2 separate regions of the Homo sapiens genome follow, and region 2 is linked to region 1. Evidence: chromatin contacts called from ENCODE Hi-C data. All regions are on one chromosome and are shown on one strand. Each heading gives the region's core, a stretch centred on a gene start or an enhancer-like site at or near the end of the contact. The rest is flanking DNA. Distances are from core to core; before and after follow the strand shown. Region 1 holds the start of SNHG5 (small nucleolar RNA host gene 5). Region 2 has its middle 45 kb from the start of PNRC1-DT.

Region 1 (2,635 bases), core at 49-2,548:
TTCATCATATAGGTTCCTGTTAGAGAAAAGTGCTTTTCACTACTATCTTTGAATGTGAAGTTTGATCTTCATTCTAATTTTCTAAAAAGCCACCGAATGTATTTGTTCATTCATTCATTCATTTAACCATTACCGACAACCTACTTAATGCTAGGCACTGTTCTAAGAAAAAATAAACAGCAGAGCACGAAATCAGATGTGTTGCTCCCACACTCTAGCAGAATCGGACCGTAATCAAATGCACACATAAACAACTTTAATAAGTAGTGCTTTGAAATATAGAAGTGAAGAACGACCTGAATTTTCAAATACTGAAATGTTCAAATGTCGTGTGCACACACACACACGCAGACATATTCACTCGAACATGCTAATTAATCAAAGCACTGCTTTTGAATTTTGTGTTTGTCGTCTGGATAAAGTATTCAGGGATACTTCTCAAATTAATCTTTCTCTCGTTTTCAATATAACTAATTGAGTACAAAGAAGTTAAAAATTAGCAAAGCATTTCAGCTGTGTGACCTTAGGCAAATTACCTGGCTGTTTTAAGCCTCAGTTTTCTCCTCTGCGAAATGGAGTATTGAACCTCACGTTCGCTGTTTGAGGGAGACTTGTATGGTCACGTTTAGTGTAACCGGATGCCTGGCACGAGGAAGCGTGAGGAGGAATGGATCCCCATGGGGCCTTGATGCCCGCCCTGAGGCCCTGCAGGGCCGCACGCCGGGGCTGTTCTCACGTGGCGCTTTCCGCTTTTTCACCCAAGCGTTTCTGCCAGCCAACTGCCCTTTCCCGGAGTGCTGCGGCCAGGGCTCGCCCGCTCCTCCGGCGGCCTCCGCTGGGGGCCCACTACAGCCCAGCGCCAGCCAGCCAGCCAGCCCAGCTTCTCGAATCGGTCCTAAGCTGAGGCCGCCCTGCGCTGCAAAACTTGTGTCCACTCTCGGACCCAATCTGTCCTGGACGGACTTGGCTCGTGGCAGGCGAAAGCGTCGTTTCCAACTGCAGCTGTTTGAATTCTGGCGCCACACCCGCGCCACGTAGGGCCAAGTCGGCCGCCAGACTCGTAAGAGACGCTTCGCAGTGCGCCTGCGGGCGCGCGCCGGGAAATGGCCGGGCGCGCGGCCGGCCTGCGGCGCGCTCCACAACGCGGAACGGGCCTCAGAAGAGCCACCGCGCGCGCTCCCGCTAATTCGCGACCACACCCCTGTCTACTTCCATGTCCAATAGGTGCGAGAGGGCGGGACGGCCTCGTTCTGACTCCGGGAGGCTATATAAGGAGCTACTGGCTGCGCACTTCGGTCTTTTACGTCGGCCTTCGCGAGCGTCTGGGCGGGTGGTAGGTGAGTGGGTATTGCGGGCTAGTATCCGAGCAAAAGATGGTGGCGCAGGCCGAGTTAAGAGCTTTAATCCTGTGAAGACATCTTAGTGAAGAGTTTAGAGTGCTGAGAGTTGAAAGCTTGCACGTGGGAAACGTGCGGCCGGACTGCCACATGTACTGAGGTTGAGTCGTGACGGCCACAGGCTCCGAGTTTTGGCGTGAGGAACCGCTGATCGGCCACGGGCGCCGAACTTGCTGGCCTCCGGCATGTGCCTGAGCGGCGGCGGAAAAACCACCTTAATTGGGGCGGAGGGTTAGTTTTAACAGCAAAGGGCCTTTACTAAAATGGCGAAGGCCTTCCGTCGGCGTTGTTTTAAAATGGGAAGCCTCGACCCTGTATTGAAACTGAGCTGTTCGAAGGCGGCGTTGTGTGCAATTCGGATTAATGAAGGGGAAGGGTTTTGTGTGGAAAAACGCCTTGGAGTGTGACATTTCTGCGAGAATGCTTAAATACCGATTTCCCGCAGGAACAATGGCGCTGTCTTCAGTGGCACAGTGGAGCAGCTCTGAAGATGCAAAGGTAAGAGCTTAGTTAAGCTTAGTTTCCAAACTAAAGGAGTAAACCTGTTGATTTACAGGAATAGGAACTGTTGCATCGTTTGAAATTTACTTTTTTTTGTTAGATACACGAAAAAACTTCCAGAACATCTGGGAGAATATTTAATGGAAAATCGCTTGGTTAAAACCTGACACTTTTAACAGGTATGTGTTGTTTTAGTACTTTATGATTGAGCATAGCATTTAATCCACACCTAGACTAAATCAAATTTTTTTTGTCAGTGAACAGCGTTCTGAGTGTGGACGAGTAGCCAGTGAAGATAATGAATGTCGAATGTGACTGACTAGCAGCTTCATTTTGAAGTAGGTTGTATGGCTTAAAAGTTCTGTAGTATTTGTACTATAATACTTGCCTTTTAGCATTACCTTGGTTTGTAGTCAGTGTCACAGAAGTGCAGTTTAATGTATTATGTGTACATATACAAGGTCTGATTGGTCTAATCAATGATGAAACCTATCCCGAAGCTGATAACCTGAAGAAAAATAAGTACGGATTCGGCTTCTGAGATTAAGACCAGTAATTCAGAGGTGGAGTAAATTTTGTTGCCGTGATTTTATAACAGTTGTGTTATAAAATCCTGGGTTTTTTTTTTTTCTGCCAACAGTGAGGGTCGCTGTCTGCCCATTGATAGAGGCCAGATTGTCTTGGAAGTTCCAAAGTTGCAACGATTTCTGTAAGTGGAGTTTTTCTGTTTGCTTAGA
Region 2 (2,635 bases), core at 95-2,594, 3.4 Mb before region 1:
TTTTGGTTATGACGGTGTTTTTGCCCAGGCTGGAGTGCAGTGGCATGATCTCGACTCACTGCAAGCTCCGCCTCTCAGGTTCATGCCATTCTCCTGCCTCAGCCTCCCAAGTAGCTGGGGCTACAGGTGCCTGCCACCACGCCCGGCTAATTTTTTGTATTTTTTAGTAGAAACGGGGTTTCACCATGTTAGCCAGGATGATCTCGATCTCCTGACCTTGTGATCCGCCCGCCTTGGCCTCCCAAAGTGCTGAGATTACAGGCACAAGCCACCGTGCCCGGCCAATGATGGTGCTTTTTTATGCAGATAGTTATTAAATTTGGTCTTCCTGCGGCAGGGGATAAGTGGTGGGGACTTTTATTCTGCCATCTTGCTTCATCCCCCAGTTACAGACTTTTTGTGGCCTATCATTTCCTCTTGAAATTATCATCTATTGAAAAACTGAAATAAAAAGCTCAAAAATGAATTCTTATTGTGGTGATGATTGTGCAACTCTGTGAATGTACTTAAAATTTTTGATTGTGCACTTCAAATGGGTGAATTTCATGGAATGTAAAAAACCACAAAAACTGTTTAAAAAACTGAATTTATATTTATTAAATACTATAATGACATATTTGAAATTTAAAGTCAAGGTCTAGCTTAAAATAGTGCTCAGTGTTGATGTTTTTAAATAATTAAGTAACCTACCAGAGCATAGTTCTAATAAAAGGAAAATCCACTGGAAAAGAACTAGGTCACTCATTATGTGTTTCTAGTACTCGTTAATATGAAACAGAAGTGAAACTGCATCATTGCCTGGGATTACTGGAGTTTGCATAAGGCTCCAGGAAATTCCTTACTTGCAACACTCCTTGGCCAGCACTGTATCTGCCTTGTCCTTTCTGATAAAGTCCACCCCATGTTGTCTATGTACTTGTCCTTAATCTTTCTTTGCTTGTCAGTTGGCTGGATATGCTCTACTGCTAGGAGTGTAACCATTTTTAGTCCTGACGTAGGAAGACAGCTAGAAGATAGTAGTAAATTTTGCTGACAGGAAAAAGGCCAAGTTGGAACTCGCATGCATGTAAATCATCCTGCTAGTTAGTCATTGTTCTCACCAATAACACTACGGATCTGGAGTGTGACTTGAACAGAGCGGCTATGTGAATACTCAGCTGGCCTGGTTCCTGCGGACTTTGGAAAGCCCTTAGGTGGGACCGGAGTGTTCTGAGGTGGGGCGTGCTGAGTCATGTCTTCTCAGCTGCTCTTTTGTAATAATTATTCCTGACAGTGACCAGTCACTGAACATTCCAGGCTTACGCCTGTGTTACTAGACTTTTTATGTTTATTGCCAAACTGAAATGCTGAAAACACCCAGCAGTGGTAGGTACACTGCAAGTCTCCAGTCAGAAGGCCTCCATTCCGGGATGATTAATATCACGTGCCAGTCCTGTTGCTCTGCTTCTCCTCCCAGGATGCTCCAAGCTCCCAGCTGCACTCCCAGCCCATCCAGGCTGGACACCGGGCACCTTCCTGTCTCAGCTCACATTTCGCCTTCCTGAAGATCTGAGACAGTCTCTCCCAACTTCACGCACTGGCTCTGCCACTTACCAACTGTGTGACTTACGGATGGTGGTTTGGCAGTAGATGGTCAACACAGATGATTATCTTTCCTGGCTGTTCTAGAGTAACAATACCATCACTGTCCTCTGATTGGAATTTGCTTCATAATTTAGCATTTAACCTTAAACTCTCTTGTACCTTTGCCCACTATTTCGTGTGGTGTTTATTTTGTTTCCTTAGCCTAAAACCTCCCTGGGAAGACAGAAAAGGCTTTATTTTCTTTTGGGATCCTTTTAGAATGTGTTCTCCATTCACAGAGCAAGCTTATGCAGGCTTTGAATATGTCACAGTTGGTGGGCAGTTTAGTTTGTTGACACCACTGTTTTCAGTTCCATTAGGTTGGGGCAGTAGGATCAGATCAGGTAACGAGGGTGTCAGGGCATTGGGACTGAGTTGAACCCAACGGACCATGGCTGACTATGATGTGGAGGTTGTCTCATTGCATCAGAAGAGTTCAGTTTTTCAGAAAGTGGAAAGCCCTCATTTACGTCATCAGTCAAAACAGAGGGCTTCTCTTACAGCCTAATACATGAAATGTCTATTTCTCTTCTTCATTACAGACACCCAGTTGCCCTTGCCAGAAACTTGAGTCATTCTTAACGCTTCCCTCTTGACTTCCCTCATTGCCCAAGCTAAGAGTGTCAGCAAGATCCAGTAGACTCAACCTCTCTGTGTCTCTGCAGTCTGGCCCTCCTCTCTATGCCCTCCCCGAGGCTTTAGTTCCGGCTTCCATCATGTCTTATTGGCATCTTTATAATAACCTCACAGCAGGTCTCCCTGTCGTTCAATTTACTTCTCTGTCATTTACCTCCAAAATTCTGCTGCCATTATCTTTCTTAAACAACAGTCTGATCATGCCACTCATATATATATATATTTTTTTTTTTTTTTTTGAGGCAGTCTTTTTCTGTTGTCCACGCTGGAGTGCAGTGGCACATTCTGGGCTCACCACAAACTCTGCCTCCCAGGTTCAAGTGATTCAAGTACTGGGATTACAGGTGTGAGCCACCACACCTGGTCAGATTGGCAT

What was found. Hi-C counts contacts between places; a loop is a spot of excess contacts on that map. Pooled maps may share reads with other maps.
Region 2: a loop to region 1 is called in a pooled map, with 4 times the contacts of the local background. The contact joins the enhancer-like site here to the promoter of SNHG5 in region 1. A Hi-C loop is called at or near these places in 4 of 50 pooled maps.

The regions. Positions count from the first base shown.
Region 1 is chr6:85,677,396-85,680,030 of GRCh38, reverse strand. It overlaps SNHG5 (small nucleolar RNA host gene 5), which reads left to right and starts at 1,298. Exons shown (of 6, transcript NR_003038.2): 1 at 1,298-1,337; 2 at 1,843-1,895; 3 at 1,999-2,077; 4 at 2,156-2,236; 5 at 2,539-2,607. It overlaps SNORD50B (small nucleolar RNA, C/D box 50B), which reads left to right and starts at 2,372; the gene lies at 2,372-2,442. RefSeq lists enhancers at 1,328-1,487, 1,658-1,717.
Region 2 is chr6:89,034,305-89,036,939 of GRCh38, reverse strand. No RefSeq gene overlaps it. Among named protein-coding and RNA genes, the nearest start is that of PNRC1-DT, 45 kb to the left of the region's middle. RefSeq lists a cis regulatory region at 739-1,573. Within about 2 kb of position 1,344, at least 29 of the 41 ENCODE cell types and tissues checked have a DNase peak (open chromatin) inside an H3K27ac peak, as active enhancers do.